Regions from separate parts of the Mus musculus genome. Here region 1 is linked to region 2. A link is a loop called in an ENCODE intact Hi-C map of the cell type or tissue named here. Cell type or tissue: left cerebral cortex. All regions are shown on one strand. Each heading gives the region's core, and the rest is flanking DNA. Links, peaks and the distances in the headings are about the cores only. Region 1 holds the start of Zfp92 (zinc finger protein 92). Region 2 has its middle 21 kb from the start of Gm32150.

The links. Peaks named below come from ENCODE experiments on the same cell type or tissue, not always from the same donor. Only the 100,000 strongest peaks of a DNase experiment are listed, where the experiment ranks them.
Region 1: it touches region 2 in a loop (3-fold over the local background); 7 of 42 quality-filtered maps call a loop at or near these places.

Annotation. Positions count from the first base shown.
Region 1 is chrX:73,408,310-73,417,527 of GRCm38, forward strand. It overlaps Zfp92 (zinc finger protein 92), which reads left to right and starts at 2,787. Exons shown (of 6, transcript NM_009566.5): 1 at 2,787-2,881; 2 at 3,379-3,421. In left cerebral cortex, for the core only: a CTCF peak has its summit at 4,662; DNase peaks (open chromatin) are centred at 2,758, 3,049, 3,232 and 4,661; H3K4me3 peaks cover 775 bases.
Region 2 is chrX:73,308,763-73,317,980 of GRCm38, forward strand. It overlaps the pseudogene Gm8501. Among named protein-coding and RNA genes, the nearest start is that of Gm32150, 21 kb to the right of the region's middle. In left cerebral cortex, for the core only: a CTCF peak has its summit at 3,954 (motif pointing right); a DNase peak (open chromatin) is centred at 3,960; H3K4me3 peaks cover 188 bases.

The DNA of each region.
Region 1 (9,218 bases), core at 350-8,349, 99 kb after region 2:
TGCTGTTGAGGATTTGAGCTCTCAGCTTTCTGCTCCTATCACTATGTTTTCCCAATATGATGGACTCTCATCCCTCAGGAACCATAAGCTATAATAAATTCTTTTCTTCCATCAGTTGTTTTTGGTCATAGTGTTTTTATCACAGTGTCTTAGTGCTATATTGCTGTGAAGAAACACTATATCCATGGAAACTCCTATAAAATAAAGCATTTGATTGGAGTTTCTTTATACTTCTAGAGGCTTAGTCCATTATGATCACGGTGGGGAAAAGGTGGCATACAGGCAGACACGGTGCTAGAGAGTTAGCTGACAGTTCTACATCCAGATCTACAGGCAATAGGAAGAAAGTGATATTGGACCTTGTTTGAGCTTTTGAAACCTCAAGACCCACACCCAGTGACACACTTCTTCCAAAAGGGCCATATCTACTCAGAAAAATCCTTCCCTGATGACTAAGCATTCAAATATACAAGCCAATGGGGCCATTTTTATTCAAACCAACACACAGCAACAAAAACAGTAACTAATGCATTGGCTTCAAGTGTTATTTATTTAAATAACTTATGGCACCTGTACTGGCTGGTTTTGTGTGTCAACTTGACACAGACTGGAGTTATCACAGAGAAAGGAGCTTCAGTTGGGGAAATGCCTCCATGAGATCCAACTGTAAGGCATTTTCTCAATTAGTATTCAAGGGGGAAAGGCCCCTTGTGGGTGGTGCCAACTCTTGGCTGGTAGTCTTGGGTTCTATAAGAGAGCAGGCTGAGCAAGCCAGGGGAAGCAAGCAAGCCAGTAAGGAACATCCCTCCATGGCCTCTGCATCGCTCCTGCTTCCTGACCTGCTTGAGTTCCAGTCCTGACTTCCTTTGGTAATAAACAGCAGTATGGAAGTGTAAGCTGAATAAACCCTTTCCTCCCCAACTGCTTCTTGGTCATGATGTTTGTGCAGGAATAGAAACCCTGACTAAGACAGCACCTAATACAGAAGATTCACATATGTTTAAAAGTATTGTTTTAGAGGCTAGAAAGATGTGTCAGCAAGTTAAGATGCTTTCTGACAAGCCTGATGACCTGAGTTTGGTGCCTGGAATATACTTAGTAGAAGAGAACCAACTCACACAAGACCTGTAGCTTAATTCTGCTCTCTGGAATGGAGGCTGGACTTCATGACACACATGTAATAGAATAAACCAGAATGGCGGCTGCCCAGGCTCCTCAGAATGGCCAAAGCCAAAGGGAGAGGCATGGCCAAGGTGGTCTCCATACCAGTTTAATGACCCTAATAGTGTGGGCACAAAGAGCACCGGCCTCCATATCAAATTGTCCTTAAAACACTTTAAGTTCCCCTGATCGCCTCAGGGATGAGTATCTTGGGGGGGGGGCACAGCAAATGAGCAGAGCCTGGAAGGAACCAGACTCCCACAGCTCTAGAGTGCTAGAGCCTAAAGTCAGTGCGCACCCCTTCAGAGGGGCTGAGGGAGGACCCTTCCCACCTCTTCTAGCAGTTCCAGCTTCCCTTGGCTGTGGCCACATACCCCTACCACCAGGCCTTTTCCTTCTGTGTGCCTCTGAACCTCTGTCACTGGACTTGGGGCCACCTGGATGATCAGGGTGATCTCATCTCTCCATCTTTAATGGGACAACATCCTCAGAGATCTGTCTCTTGTGTGTGGCCACATTCACAGACACTGGGAGTCAGGGGGGTGTACATTACTCTGGGACACAGACCTGGGTATGCCTGTCCAACAGCCCCAGTGAGCAGGCATCTTTTCATTGAAACCCACAGCTGAGGGCCCTGAGGGCCCCCCAGCCTGTTCCAGGAAAGGGGCTCCAAAGCTGTGCTTGCCATTGTTCCTCTTCAGTCTCCACTCTTCACTGACAGAAGCATCTTGACCGGGGGGTCCTAGCTTTTCCCCCAAGCCTGGGAAATATGACAGGCTTATCCTAGGATCACAGACTTGCAGAGGGCTCCTTGCCCTTGGCCCCACCTGGTCTCAAGGCCACCTTAAGACAGAAGACCCTGGTCAGCTTTATAAGGAAAGACACAGCTCAGTTCCTAGAAGCCAGGGTTGGGAGGCTTTGGTAGCACCAATAATATGGTTTAGTTTCTTTTTTCTTTATGTTCTACTCTTATTCACACTGACTTTTCTTGGGAGATCTCGGAACTTTCCAGAAAGAAGTGTAGAACTCCAGCCCTTGGGTTTCCATATTGGTTCTACCATATGGATGGTGATCTATGTGGGAAAATGGTAACCCTGATGTCTACCCTGGGGGGCTGGCTTGCTGACCACATGGGGTAACTTGAGGAAAAAGACTGGCTTGTGTTCAGTAGGTCACCACCAGTTCTTTCACTTTCTCTTCTCTCTCCTTCTCTACGTTGTCATCTCCTAGGTCCCCCTTCATGCCCTATGCTTCTTTTCTGATCCTTGCCCTTCCTGCTCACAGGAACTGTCCTTTACTAGGAGACCATGGCCTGGCCACTTGATGCTAGGGAAATAAATGAATGGGTGGGTGGAATTCCCAGTGATCTGATCCATGGGAGGCGCTTCATCAATGATATGGGATCAACAGGGGCCTCTCTTGTTGCTTCAGTACTGCCATACAATGACCACTGCAATCAGACTGCTTCAGAGCAGCCCAGACAGAAAATGGAAGTGTCCCGGGTTCATGGGGAGTGAGACCAGACGCCTAAGTGGGGCGAGAGTGCGCTGAGCCGCCCTCCTGCAGCGCTGCGCATGCTCTGTGTTCCCCTTTTGCGCCCCGTTCCCAGGCTGCCGCTGTCGCCCCCGCCCCAGCCACGCCTGCTCACTCACCCTGCTCCTTAGCAGCAGCAGAGGACCTGGCCAAAGGTCTCTACGCAGGACGAACCTCGTGAACAAAGGTGAGGTCCGACAGCAGTCTGAGAGCTCAGAACCTCTCCAGGACGCCTCCCTGGAGAGCTTCTTGGAGGCAGCATCCTTGGCTTCTGGTTTTGCCTGATGTAGGGGTGGAGAGAGGAAGCCAAAGCTGTATAGCGTACAGGTAGGCAAGCAGGCGGGAGAAGGGAAGTACTAAAGGATCATTGGCCTATCTCAGAAGGTGTGAGCAAAAACCTCAGCCAAGCCAATACTTAGGAGGTAAGGCAGAAGGAAAGGTGGGAAAGCAGGTGAGGGAATGAGTAGAGCTGAGCTGAACAGGACACAGGTGGCCAGAGGATGGAAGGAGAAGCTGTAGTGGCGACATCTGGGGAAGCCCCGGGACAGTGTTGAATGAGCTGAGCAGGAGCTTTCAGGGATCCCGTTTTCTAGTGCCTGGGAAGAGGAGCTGGGCTGAGCTGGGAGCTAGGGAGGCTGCGGAGCAAAGGAACTGAAGCTTTTGTATTTCTCTCCTGATTTTCAGACCAGGGGCTGGCACAAGAGCATTGCACAGCTGATCTGCCCAGGTAATTTTGGTTTTATATCTCTGGGTGGGGGAAGTCTGGGCAAGCTCCAATTATGAGATCATGGCACTGTTACCCAGGGCACCTGGCAAACAGCCCACAGGCACAAGCCGTGAGAGCCCCCAGACTGGGACAGGCCATCAGAATCATGAACCTGTGGCTCTCGGGAATGAAGAGTTGTGCCTTTCCACTGTGTGTGTTGACCAGTGTCCACTGTGCTTCCCCCACTCCAGGGAAGAGCAAAAACCTCAGCCAAGCCAATACTTAGGGGGTAAGGCAGAAGGAAAGGTGGGAAAGCGGGTGAGGAAATGAGTAGAGCTGAGCTGAACGGGGAATTGTGCCTAGTGCTTTCCTGCAGTACTAGTTATGACTAGTTCCATCTAACAAGGGTCTGTCAAGAACCATTATGAACCAGGTTGTTACTACAGACTTGTCTGAGACCTGTCAAAGGAGATGGCAAAAATCATCCCCTCTATGGTTGGAGTTAGTGACTGAGCACAGACCATAAGTCATAAACATTTCAAAATAGTAACTACATGGGTTGAATGAAAGATAGTAAGAGCTGAAAAAAGGAGGCCCAGTTGCAAATTTAGGTGCTGGGACTAGAAAATTTCTATCCAAACTTAAAGGTGATAAAGGAATAAGGCACATGTTTCTGTTTTGAAGGAATATTCTAGGCAGAAGGAATAGCTGGTACAAAGGCCCTGAGGCAAGCATGCTCTGACTCCTGACTGCAGCTGAGGGAGCAACTGGCAAAGGACGGGTCAAATGAGCTGTGTGGGTTAACTCCAAGTAACAGTCTTGGTTAAGACTGTGGGCAGAAAAGGTCAGGATCTGACCCACCTATTCAGAGGATCCCTCAGCAAGCATCCATTGTTGGTGGCCTTCTAACGGCCTCTCCTCCCAGAACTAAGCCTGGGGCCAGTAGTTGCAAGAGAGCTCCCTCAGGGCTTTGGCAGGCAAGGCTCCTTAGCTGTCCCTCTCTGGCCATTCTAGCAGGTGGGAGTAGGGCAGGTAAGTAGAGCCTCACCTCAGGAGCAGCAGGCAGGGCTGAAAGATGTACTTGGGCCTAGAGCTCCTAGACCCCAAGGAAAGTTCTATCCTAAGTAACCTAGATATCCCTCCTTCTGGATGAAAAGGCCAGAAATTTCCTTGTGATATGACTAAAGAGGATCCTGCATATTTTACTTGCTGTTTATTTGGTGGGTTTCTGGTTACTTTATCTGGGGAAAGCACCCCACCTCGTGGTAGCATTTTGGATGGGTCTCTGAGCACCACAGGTCTTTCTCTGCCAGGCTTACTCTGCCTGCAGTATATATCCTTCTCCTTCTCAGCCTCCTCCCTTCTTGGTTCATACAAGAAGGGCTGGGGGAAGCCACTGCTACCTGTGATCAAGACCCTTACCAAGTGTCTTCCAGATATACATGTGTACATAAGCATATGTGCATGTGTGTGCATGCACGCGCACGCACACACACACACACACACACACACACACACACACACACACACACACGGGCACACTACCCAGAAGACTGGAGCTACCTAGGAGTTACTCGGAAATTTTATGAGGACAGGGTTTGCTGTGTCTTTGCAAAAGCTAAAATCATGACTGATTTTAGGAAGTAGGTCTCAAAAACTGCTGGTTATCACCCTTGTGTGACACTTCCAATGGGTCTAACCTTCTACCGATAAAATCCTGAACATAGGCCTGGCTCTAGAGCAACATAACAGCGAATGTGGGGAGGGATAAGCTGCCACTTGCTTCTGACTTTTCTGATATGGTGCTCTTATGGTAGTGGACAAGCACATTTATGTTATTTTTGTTTGGTATGTCTGTGAGAGAGAATGCAACAGGATGCACACAAGATCAGAGGACAATTTTGGGAAATCAGTTTCACCTAGCATCTTGTTGAAGGTGAAGTCTCTCTTGTCTCTGCTAAGCTGCATACTCCAGGCTAGGCTCACATGCTATCAGACAGTTCTTCTGTCTCTACCTCCCATTGTACCTTAGTGCTGAGATTACAGATTCACACTATCATGTCTTGTTTGTTTAAAATGTGGGATCCAGAAGTCAAATCCAGATTGTCACATTTGAATGGGAAGTGATTTTACCTGCTGAGCCATCTCCCTGAATCATGTTGTTTTTTTCAAAGACAATCATTTTAATCTGAAACACTTGTAAATTTGGGTCACATCTCCTCTACACCTCTTAAGTGTTTCAGAGCATCCATAATGAAATGCACATGTAGCCTGTGTGGGCATCCAAATAATCAAAAGAGCCCCCTTTCCTCCTTATTTGCATGTGTGTATATTTTCCTGTGAGTTTGGATGCATGTCTATACAGGGAGGCCAGAAGTCACTGTGGGTCTTAATCGCTCTCTACATCCCCCTACTTACTAAGTAAGCACTCAGCCATTTCCCCTGCCTCCTTTCCCTCCTTTAAAAAAAAGGCAAGAGCCATTTAACATAAAGGACACAGTTTGCAGGGCTGAAGAGACGGCTCTGAGGTTAAGTGCACTTGTTGCTCTTCCAGAGGATCCGAATTCAATTCCTAGCATCCACATGGCAGCTCAACAAACATCTGTAACTGCAATTCCAGGGAATCCAGTACCCACTTCTGGTTTCTGTGGGCACCAGAAATGCACTAATACATAGCCATGCATGCAGGCGAAACACCCATATACATAAAGTAATAGCATAGTTGTTTTAATTAAAGGCACAATTTTAAAGGACATTATTCAGTGACATTCAATGCTTTCACTGTGCTGCTCAGACTTCCTATCTAGTTCTTTGCCCCATAAGGAAACCCCTGAATCCACTAAGTTACTTTTTTTATATCTGGTCTCTCAGCCCAGCTTTCTGGCTATGAATTTGCCTCTTTTGGACTCATTATGCTTTATAAAGATTTGGGGATTAGTGACATTGTGGTAAATTAAAGCAGCAAGAATTTTCATATTTGCTCCCTGAGTGAGAAAACAGCTACATGGGGCCACATGGAGGGGCATTTAGGGACAAGGAGACTGTTAGGAAATCTTGTGCATAACAGGAATTGGGTCAGTGTTTGGAAGGGGCCCTGGAGGAGAGGGGGGAGGAAGACCCACACCCCGCCAGAGTTTTCCTATTCTCTGGTCAGTCAGGTGTGGGAGAGCTGCCATATCCTTTCCACTCAGTCCTGGGTGGGCATTCAAGCCTCTGACCCACTCTTCAGGGGGTGGCCAGGGGGCACCCCTACCTGGGAACCCGGAGCTACTTTGCTAAAGCCACCAGAGTTATAGGAGAGAGGGATGAGGGAAGAGGTTTCCAACACCTGCGAGAGTGAGTGCAGCGGATCTTAACTGGAGCACAGGAAGGCCTTCTAACAGGAGATTAGAAATGGCTCATTAGGAGAAAGCCTGTCCCATCCTCCAAGCGCAGTGAGCCTTGATGGGCAGAGACATTCTATGGTTTTAGAGCTATATTATAGAAATGCAGGGGAAAAGAGAGAGAGAGGGAGAGGTAGAGGGGAGAGGAAAAGACAAAGAGAGAGGAGAGAGGAGAGAAAACAGAGAGAGAGGAGAGAGGGGGTAAGAGTGAGAAGTAAGAGAGAGATAAGAGAGCAAGCAGGTGCTGAACAGCCCTTTTTATGGTCTTTACTGTTGCTAGGTAACTGGAGAGGAGTTTAGCCTGAAGGTCAGAAGCTTGGGCCATTGCCTACATGACTACTGACCATGCTTCTCTTGTGGGGGTTGCGGGGGGGGGGGGGCAGTAACTTAGGCAGGAGCCAGAGTTCCAGGAGCATGAGGGAACGCCTACAGTGTCATGCAGGTGAATTATCACCACCAGGGCTCAGACCTAAGTTCAACTGGAGACCAGCCTGGGCTCTGCACAGGTCAGTTCCCTGTGGGTTGGCTAGTAGGAGCCCCCTAGTTTTCTGGGATCTAGTCCCTGATCGAGAACCTGATTGGAAGCAGATGGGATTGAGTATTTAGTGGCCCAAGATCCTGGAACCTTAATATAGGGCAGAGTAGGAAAGGGGGCTTGGCAAACTGCCTACAAAAGACAAAGACTTTAGCCACAACTAAAAACTAGGTCAAAGCAGCTCTTATGAAACATCATGTTACATTATATAAATGGAATCATACAATATGTGACCTTTTCTGTCCAGGTCTGACAATTTTAACTTAGCAAAATATCCTCGGGGTTCATCCATGTTGGAACATACATCAGAATTTCCCTCCTTTTTAAAATTCCTTTCCTTTTTATGGCCAAATAATACTCCTTTGTTTATTTATACCACATTTTGTTTATCTGTTTGTCTCTTGACTGCTTCAGCCTTCTGAATAGTGTGACTGCTGTGAATGTGGGTGTGTGGGTTTTTATGTAGATACCTGTTTTGTGTTTGTTTTTTAAATTGTTTTGAATTGCTTGGTCATGTGGTAAGTGTATTTAACTCATTGAGTAACCATCCAAATGGACTTGGTTTGCTTGTGTTGAGGGAGAGTAGGGATTGTGTGTATGTGTGTTTCTATATGTGAGGACACTTGCTTGCCAGTGCACAGGTATATGTGTGTACAAATATGTGGAGGCTAAAAGTAGAAATTAAGGGTCCACCTCAACCACTCTTCACCTTATATATGGAGAGACAGTTTCTCACTCGCACCTAGAACTGGTCAATTGGGTAGTTATTTACACTAAGTAGTTAATGTAGCTACTTAGCTTGCTCCAAGGATCCCCTGTCTGTTTCCTTTGTACCTGGATTACAGATGAGCAACCACACCCACTTACATAGGTACTAGAGATCCAGTCTTCAGTCTTAACAGTTGAACTATCTCCCATGATATGTGTGTGCGTGTTCTCATGTGTTCAGGCACACATGCCCATGTGCATGTGAATGCCAGAAGACAACCTCAGATGTTCCTCAGGAGCAATACACTTGGGGTTTGTTTGTTTGTTTGTTTGTTTGTTTGTTTGTTTTGAGACATCTCTCATTTAGCCTAGAACTCACCTGGGATTACAAAAATGCACCATCAGGCCCAGCTTTTTTAATTTTAAAGTTTTATTTATTTTGCATGTATGAACGTTTTTCATGCATTTATGTACCAGTGAATGCCAGGTGCCCTCATAGGTCAGAAGATGATGTCCTCGATCTGGAGGTTGTGAGCCAATATGTGGGTGCTGGAAACCAACCTTGAGTCTTTCTCATGTTTAGAAGACAAATATATTACTGATGAACCATTTCCAGGCCTATGGAAATGGTTTCTATTGTTATTTTTCCCTTTGCTTTTGATCATTGTTATTCAGCTTCCTAGTATAATAAGAAGCGCTTGCTACAACCAGGTTATCCAGGTAAAAGGTTTGCTTTGGCTCACAGCTTTCAGTTTGCTAATTGGCCATTGCTTTGGGACTGTGGCAAAGTACATCAATATGATACAGCAGAATCACTGACCATATCACAAAGAAGAAAGAAGAAGAAGCCAGAATCCCACTATCCCCTTTGAGAGCACACTGACAATGGCATAAAGACCTCTAGAACACAGAATAAACTGAATGGAGATTCTAAGCTTGGAGCTCAGCTTTGTTGCAATATGGGCCTGCCTGAAATATATCACACACACACACACACACACACACACACACTCTTACTTACACAATTTAAATTCTAAAATATATAATTTTAAAGGAAAAAAGAGAAACTGAACTCAGCACTAGAATCCATCTGTTGTCTCTGTGTCTTGTCTCCTGGGTATAGACATAAGTAACTGGCTGCCTTATATACCTGCCTTGGTGCCTTCCCCTTTGTGATGGAGAGTACACCCTC
Region 2 (9,218 bases), core at 422-8,421:
CTTAATGAGAGAGAGAGAGAGAGAGAGATTGATTTGCCGACCTTGTGGGCTCTGCACCAGGCATTGGCATCTCAGCTTTTCTCACATTTCTGAGATCAGAGACTTCTGGTGTCTGCAGGAAAGGGAAAAGGCCTGCCTTTCTTTGGAGTCACTGTTCCTGGGGTGTACTGATGAGAAGCAGCCCTGACATGCCTCCCAGAAGGTCCTGTTTCCTCCTCTTTTGATCTTTATGTTTGTCATATTTTGTTGATAGGGTGCTGAGTTCTTTCTTCTATGAACTCTGAAGTACATCTTTATAAGCACCTGAGTCCACTCTCCAGTTGTTCTCTGCTGAATGCCTGTGAAATATCTATGTGTTCTCCAGCCTGAGTGTCCGAATTTACAATACTTCTTCCCCTCCTGTTGATTTCGGGGAATGGTTAATGTTAGGTTTTGATGCTAACTACTGGCTTTCCTTTATGCACACATTGGGTTCTTACATGTGTACATAGCCAAGCATGGTGAAGATGATTGTACTCTTAGTAGTCAATCTATAGAGACAAGAACAAGGGTCTTCCTAACCAGCAGGTATAGCTCAAGTGGCAAGTGCCTGGTTTAGTGAGAGACCTTGTCTAAAACACTTTGTGGAAAATAAATGTGGAAGGAACCTGATGTCATCTCACTGTCGCATTTAGTACATTTGTGCTGATGAGAAGCAGCCCTGACATGCATTAGTAGCATTGTGTACAACCATACACAACGATAACCATGTACACACCCTAAATATTAACAATGTATAGAAGAATTTTAAATTGAACCAAATTTCCCTCTGTGCTGTGAACTGTCTCTCTGTAAAAGCTACCAACGCAGTATAACTCAAGCCTTCCTTTAAAAATATATAAAGCACTGATACCACCTTTCTTTCTGCTTTCCAGTCTGCCTAGGTTAGGAATTAATAATTCCAGTCTGTTAATGGCTTTTGCAAGAGAAGGCCACACCTAAAGTAATTGTGTTCTATATACCCAAGCACCATCTTGTGCAATAGTCAAGAGGCTACATGTCAGACATATTCTCACCTGAATACTCAGCCTCTCCTATGACTTTAACTGTCCCATTGTGCATATGTTCTGACAACAAAACCCTCCCTTCTTACCATCTGCCAGGCATGGGCCTATTTGCCCCAACAGCACCATTTTCCCTATGTACAGCATCCTCTTCAAGAGTTAGAAGACAATTTATCCTTCACATTTTGCAAGTGAACTTGCTCCCATTTTTCATATTCTGAGTGCCTGCCATGGAACAAGAACAGGTAAGTTTCCTAAGTGCCACATTAATCTGCTCATTAGCCTGTTATCTCCTGTCCTTTGTCTTTTCCACCACTACTTCAGTCTTGGCTTCTTGAGACTCTGGAGTCCTCAAACCCTATGCAATCCAGAATGGACCTGAACCCTCCATTCCTTCTTTTTCTCAACTCCTCAATGATTTTCCCGAAATTCAACCTCTGTCATCCACTCTCATAGCTAACTTTTCACTTCTTATTAGCAACAACTGGTATATGGACCTTGCTCTCTGTTTTACCTTAGCTAAACAGATCTGATCTCCACCTCCCTCTTTATCTCCATTTTCAGCAGAAGCTGGACATCTTAATTGTCATTCAGTGTTAAAGGGGTGTCCCACATGTGAGTGAGGGTATGAGAAACCCAACCTTGGCCAGCACAGCACTGACCACCAGCCATGTCTGAGAACTGATGTAAGTCTAGAATAGTCTGTGGCCTGTGTGAGCTGGGCCCATGGATGATGCTTGGGACACTCAGATATGGCAGCAAAAAATGGTAAGCTCATGGGTAGCATGATCTTATGCCCTTTCTTAGTTTGGTTGTGAAGAGACACTATGACCACAGCAATCTTATAAAAGGAAACATTTCACTGGGGCTGGCTTACAGTTTCAGAGGTTAGTCCATTGTTGTCATGGCAAGAAACATGGCGACAGGCAGGCAGACATGGTGCTGAAACCGAGTTCTACTTCTTGATCTGCTTGCAGCAAGGAGGAAGCTAGATTCCATACTGGGCAGAGCTTGAGCATAGGAGACCTCAAAGCCCCCCCACTTTACCCCTTCATGGTGTCCTATCTGCAAACTTTCCACACTTTTTTTTTCCTTCTCATCTCAGCCAGTGATTCTAATACTCTATCACCCTGCTCTTGTTTTCCTATCTACTTCTAACTGCTCCTTTTCATGCTCCTAACATTAAAATCTGAACTTCATGTGCCTTCTGTTCCTAGCTACATTCAGACCCAGGAGTGTGGAACCTGCAGTATCAACATTTCCCAGGAACTTTGTGAGAAAGATCTTGACCTGCTGAAAAGGAGCTCCAAAGAGAGGAACCCAGAAGACCATATTTTCACAATCCTTTTCTTTTCATTCTGACGAAACTTCAAGTTCGAGAATTGCTCTGCTAGACCATATCAATCTCCTGGCTTTAGATACCATCACTTGAAATTGAACTTGGTTGCCATCAACAGCAAACTCATCAAGAAAGCTTCTTTAACTTTATAAATGCGAACAGGTACTTAACAAATTTGGAGGACTGTATTCCATTAGAAATGCATCTAACTGGCTAGTTTAATTTACTATTTGCCTCTTTTTATAAAAAAAGATTTATTTATTATTATAATTAAGTACACTGTAGCTGTCTTCAGACACACCAGAAGAGGGTGTCAGATCTCATTACGGATGGTTGTGAGCCACCATGTGGTTGCTGGGATTTGAACTCAGGACCTTCGGAAGAGCAGTCAGTGCTCTTACCCGCTGAACCATTTCGCCAGCCCCTGTTTGCCTCTTTTTATCTCTACTTCTTTATCTATGAATCAGGAAGTACTGCCTATACATTTCATATATTTGAAATAAACTCAAAGGGTCAATGTAAGTTAAAAATAAAAAGATACTGTATGTAAATAATTTACCAGAGTACAGAAAAAACAACGCTATAGTTTGGGGAGGTAAAGGAAGTGAACTAATAGCTCCCAGCCTCATCAGCTTTCTCCAGAGGAGTCCAAGTAAGAAGAGGGCAGAAGTGTGAAACAAAAAAGAGACAGTGCACTGGAACTAGGATATTTTTTACATACATTAAGACTTCTGTATTTTTAAAAATGAATCCTGAGCTTCGTTTGGAAGTTAAGTCCATCTTAGTGTAGATTAGAGATGGTTGGTGGCCTGTGGGTTGGAGAATGTGGCCTGAGTAAGGCAGCCTGGTATCCTTTACTTAACTGGTACTGAGACCAAAGGAAAAAAAAAGTGACCCAATAAAACAAATAGTACAGAAGATAAGCCAGGAAGTGCAGCAGATATTCTGACAGCCAGCAGTTTCCAGTCAATTGGTGACCCCCAAACTAAGCCCACATCACAAAGAATAGGGGCTTGACTTTGAAGGGGAAGTTATGTTCGTCCTTTCTCAGGGATGACTCGGGGCAGAAGGACTGATTCAGGGACAAAAACAAAGCAAATTTGGAAGCCTAAAGAATCAATCCATAGACACCATGATTCTGTTTTCTGATGAAATTAGATTAGAAAATCTGATTTCTGTGTACTAATCTTCAGTGGCAAGCCTGGGAACAAGCAAGGGAAAGAACCCAGGAATCATAAGGAATAGAAGATATCCCTGGAGACTGCAGAGACTCATACACACAGAAGCAGCAGCTAAGAACAACCCACACTCCTGATAACCTGAGGGCCTGTCAACACTCAGTAGGTCTAAAGGGGGGTCTAAAGAGGGTGAGAAGAACTTAGCTCGATGGATTCTCAAATGTTTCTTTCAGGAGGACTGAGGGAGATTTCACTGAGGATATGTGCAAGGGATAGCATAAAGATGCAAAGAGATGAACATAGTGACCAAGAAACAAGAACATCCCCCACAAAGGAGATGGTAAAAAGTACACAAAGAACTCAAAACAAGATACCAGCATTGAAGGGTTCACAAAGTCAACAGAAGAGGGCGCTCCACATATGTGAACAGAGATAATCAGCCTGTGCTGTACTATTCTTCCCTAAAAACAGGAAAACAAGTTTCACTTCGTATGAAAATGAACTAACAGAAGATAATCAAAGACATATCTTATGCAAAGCACTAACAGGGGAAAGGAATAAAAGCAGAAAAACACCTTCCTAGACTCCCTCATTTTAAACTAGAGTAAAGTCATTGAAAAAATAATCCAAGTCGTGTGTGCTCATCGAACATATGAAATCTCAAGTACTCTGGAGGCTCAGTCAGGAGGATCACACATTCAAAGCTTGCTGAGGCAACAATGAAACTATTTCTCAAAAATTAAAATTATAGTAATAGCCTATTAAAAATAATCACCGTGCCCATGCCTCCCACCCTTTCTCCACTTACCTCACTGGTTCACTGATGGCTCCAGTCTCTCCTCAAAGCTAATCACAGGCCAAATACACTAGCTTTCAGACCATTGCTAACCTCAAGCACACCTGCATTGCCATCAAGTCAGAAGGCATACAACACAGGCTAGTGGACAAGATCATCAAAGGTTTCAACCAGAAGGGATTCCTCATAATGACCATGAAGCGCCTTTGGGCTTCTGACCAGCACCTGAAACAGCAGCACTACAATGACCTGAAAAACAATCCTTTCTTCCCCAGGCTAAGAATTTAGGGTTTGTGGAGGCCATGGGAGGAGCTCAGTGTGATAAAGCCTGGCCAACTGATGTTGAGTAAGACCAATCCTGCCGATTCTAAAACGGGCACCATTAAAGGGGATTTCTACATTCAATTTGTCAACAATTCAGAAAAAAAAATGCTGAGAAAAAAAATCACTGTATGGTTTAAGCCTGAAGAACCAATTGACTACAAGTCTTGTGCCCATGACTGGGACTATGAGTAGATGTGGATAAACAAGGTCCTTTCCAGCATTATTCATGAATATACCCCACTAAGCAGATGTGTCGGTTTTTGGTTACTTTGTGTTGAGCCAAAATGAAAAAACAACCCCCATGAAAACAAACCTTAAGTAATACGTTGTGAATAGTGGACTAGGAAAAGATTGAGGAAGAAAATATATATAGAACAGAGAAGGGTAGAAACATAGGAAGGAGCAGTAAGGCAGACTTGCCTGAAAGTAGACAGAAAAGGTATACAACCAACCAAATGATATATGTTATTCTTAGCTTTGAAGAGAATAAGCTACTGAGATCCAACAACCTGGCTAGTCTATGTTCTTTGGGAGAAGAAAAAAAGGCAAAGAGTAAATACACATACACACACACACAGAGAGAGAGAGAGAGAGAGAGAGAGAGAGAGAGAGAGAGAGAGAGAGAGAATTTTTAGACAAATTAGAAGCAAAATTGTCTAGGAAAACTAAGTGAATAGGTAGGGTAAGAAAGGGGAGAATTTGTTCAAAATACAATATGTATCAGTAAGAAATGGCTAGATACCTGTGAGCACAGATAAGACCACCACTTCTGCTCTGGGGGACTTTCCTAGAGCCCTCAGGACACAGGAACCAAGGAATTACCAGGGACAGGATCCTTCAGGTTTCTATCTGCTCTGCAGAGCTGACCCTGTGCCACAACACTCCATACCCAAATTCCTCCCGGAGAGAACTAGTCTACCAGGAATACTGACACACAGGCCATAGTCAGAGACAGCAAGACCAGCTAACACCAGAGATAACCAGATGGTGAGAGGCAAGGGCAAGAACCTAAAGAAGAGAAACCAAGGCTATTTGGCATCATCAGAAACCAGTTCTCCCACCACAGTAAGCCCTGGATACCCCAAAGCACCAGAAAAGCAAGACTCTAATTTAAAATCACATCTCATGATGATGATAGAGGACTTTAAGAAGGACATAAATAACTCCCTTAAAGAAATACAAGAGACACAGGGCCCCCAATGGAGAAGCTAGAGAAAGCACCCAAGGAGCTGAAGGGGTCTGTAACCCTATAAGTGGAACAACAATATGAACTGACCAGTACCCCCAGAGCTTGTATCTCTAGCTGCATATGTAGCAGAAGATGGCCTGGTCTGCCATCACTGGGAAGAGAGGCCCCTTGGTATTGCAAACTCTATATGCCCCAGTACAGGGGAACACCAGGGCCAAGAAGTGGGAGTGGGTGGATAGGGGAGCAGGGCAGAGGGAGGGTATAGGGAACTTTCGGGATAACATTTGAAATGTATATAATGAAGATGAAATAGATGAAGAAACCAGGTCAACATTTAAAATAAAATGGCAAAGAGAGGAAGAGGACTTGAGAGAGAGGACAAATATAAAACTATGCTGTAAATAGTACTTATCGCCGAGATGAAAAATAAATAAATAAAGCAAATGAAAAGGACAAACATGAAAATGCTTAATTCAATGAACATTTCCTGTGCTTTCAAAACCACAAACAGAAAAGAAACAAAAGTTACCTAAGAAAACTAGTTCATAACAAGCAAAACCAAATTGTATTTTAGTGAAATTCTTGAACTTTAAAGGAAAACAAGTCTGGCTATGTAGCCAAAGAGGTTAAGGGTATAATAAAAAGAAAATTAAATTCCCCTTAAAGTGCCCAAAAGCAATGCTCTTGGACAGAATGAAATTTTAAAAGGCGGTCGGGGAGTCATAGCAAAGGATTTCAAATCCAACCAAGCTCACCTTCAGAGTGTGAATGCAGCAAAGCCTCATGGACATGCAATGACTTGCAGAATGGTGTTGTCATGACACCTTTCTTGAGAACCTGTACAAGAATAAGCTTCAAGTGAACAGAATGACTGGAAGGAAATTGGGAAACTATATGTTTCCCTGAATCAACAAATCCAAGGCTAATGAGGAAGTTTACAGTATGTACCTCAGGGTAGCTCTATACAACACATCCTACAATGAATAAAAAGCAAGAAAAGGCCAGATGTGCAAACACTCTTTATATCATCTTTTCATTACTGTGGTGGAAGATTACCTTTGTTATTATTATTTATTATTGTTGTAAGTTTTATGTAAGTTATACTCTAAGGGCTATGAGACAGCTTAATCTTTCCAGTGTGTATGTGATTTCTAGAACTGGACACTATAGAACTCTAAAAGAAATAATGAACGCAGCAGCAAGGAACTTCTGAAACACCCAGATTGTTCTAGAAATTATATTCCCCACATTTAAAAAAAAAAAAGGTTTTGAAGGAAAACTCAGCAAGGGTTCCCTAGGGGAGATGGTTTCAGATCAGGAGGAAAAAAAAAACAGCAAAAAAAGTAGAAACAAACAAGAAAAAAGTAAGAAGAAACAAAAGATAAGCAAAACCCAAGGATAACTTATTTTTTTTTTAGTTTTGTATATTTTATGCATATCATATGAATGTTTTACCTGCATGTATCTATGTTTATCACATGTGTGCCTGGTGCCTGTGGAGGTCAGAAAAACAGAATTGGATCCCATAGAACTGGAGTTACAGTGAGACACAATGTAACAGTCCTCTACAAAAGTAGTAAATAATTTTGACTATTGAACCATTTCTCCAGCTCCCAACAATGGCCAGTTCAGAGGTCTTAGGAGATAGCTATCTCAGCTAAAGAACTACAATTCAGTTAATGGAATATATTAATGTGTATAATTGGTATTTGTCTAGAAAATCATCCATTTCATTTACATTTTCCAATTTTCCATCCATTTCATTTAGATTTTCCAATTTTCCATCCATTTCATTTAGATTTTCCAGGCTTTTGAAATAAGACCTAATGATTCTTTGGATTTCCTCGGTGTCTGTTGTTATATCTCCATTTTTATCTCTGATTTTGTTTATTTGGGTACTGTCTCTCTGCCTTTTAGTTAGGTTGACTATGGGTTTGCCTACCTTGTTGATTTTCTCAAATACCAACTCTTAGTTTCATTGATTTTTTTTTGTATTGTTCTCTTTGTTTCTAATTGATTGATTTCAGCCCTGGTTTTGATTATTTTCTGCCTTCTACTCCTCTTTGGTGTGCTTGCTTCTTTTGGTTCTAGAGCTTTCAGGTGTGCTGTTTAGTTGCTAGTGTAGGATCTCTCCAGTTTCTTTATTAAGGCACTTAAGTGGTATGAATTTTCCTCTTAGTACTGCTTTTTCATTGTGTTCCATAAGTTTGGGTATGATGTGCCTTCATTTTCATTGAATTCTAGAAAGTTTTTAATTTCTTTCTTTATTTCTTCCATGACCCAGTGATCATTGAGTAGAGAGTTGTTCAGTTTCCATGAGTATGTAGGTTTTCTACTGTTTCTGTTGTTGAAGTCCAGCTTTAATCCATGTAATTTGATAAGATTCATGGGACTATTTCAATCTTCTTGTATCTATTGAGGCTTGCTTTGTTACCAATTATATGGACAGTTTTGGAGAAGGTTCCGTGCATGAGGTGCTGAGAAGGTATATTCTTTTGTGTTTGGATGAAATGTGGGAAATGTTCTACAGATTATCTGTTAAGTCCATTTGATTAATAACCTCGGTTAGTTTCATTATTTCTCTGTTTAGCTTCTGTCTCAATGACTTGTTCATTGGTGAGAGTGTGGTGTAGAAGTCTCCCACTATTAATGTGTGGAGTGTGATGTGTGATTTAAGCTTTAGTAACGTTTCTTTTATGAATGTGGGTGCCCTTGCATTTGGGGCATACATGTTCAGAATTGAGACGTCCCCTTGGTGGATTTTTCCTTTGATGAGAATGAAATGTCCTTTCCCATGTCATTTGATAACTTTTAATTGAAAGTCTATTTTATTGGCTATTAGAATGACTACCCCAGTTTGCTTCTTGCTTCCATTTGCTTGGAAAACCTTTTTTCCAGTCCTTTAATCTGAGGTAATGGCTATTTTTGTTGCTGAGGTGTATTTCTTGAATGAAGCAGAATGATGGACCCTAGTTATGCATCTACTCTGTTAGCCTGTGTCTTTTATTGGAGAATTGAAACCACTGATGTTGATATTACTGACCAATGATTATTTGTTTCTGTTATTTTGATGGTGGTGGTACTGTGTGTGTGTGTGTGTGTGTGTGTGTGTGTGTGTTACTTCTTTTGATTTTGCTGGTATGGAATTACCTATTTCTTGTGTTTTCTTGGGTGGAGTTACCCTTCTCCTGTCAGAGTTTTCCTTCTAGTATCCTCTGTAGGGGTGGATTAGTGAAAAGTTATTGTTTAAATGTGGTTTTGTCGTGGAATATCTTGTTTTTTTCCAATCTATGGTGATTGAACATTTTGCATGGTATGATAGTCTAAGCTGGCATCTATGATGTCTTAG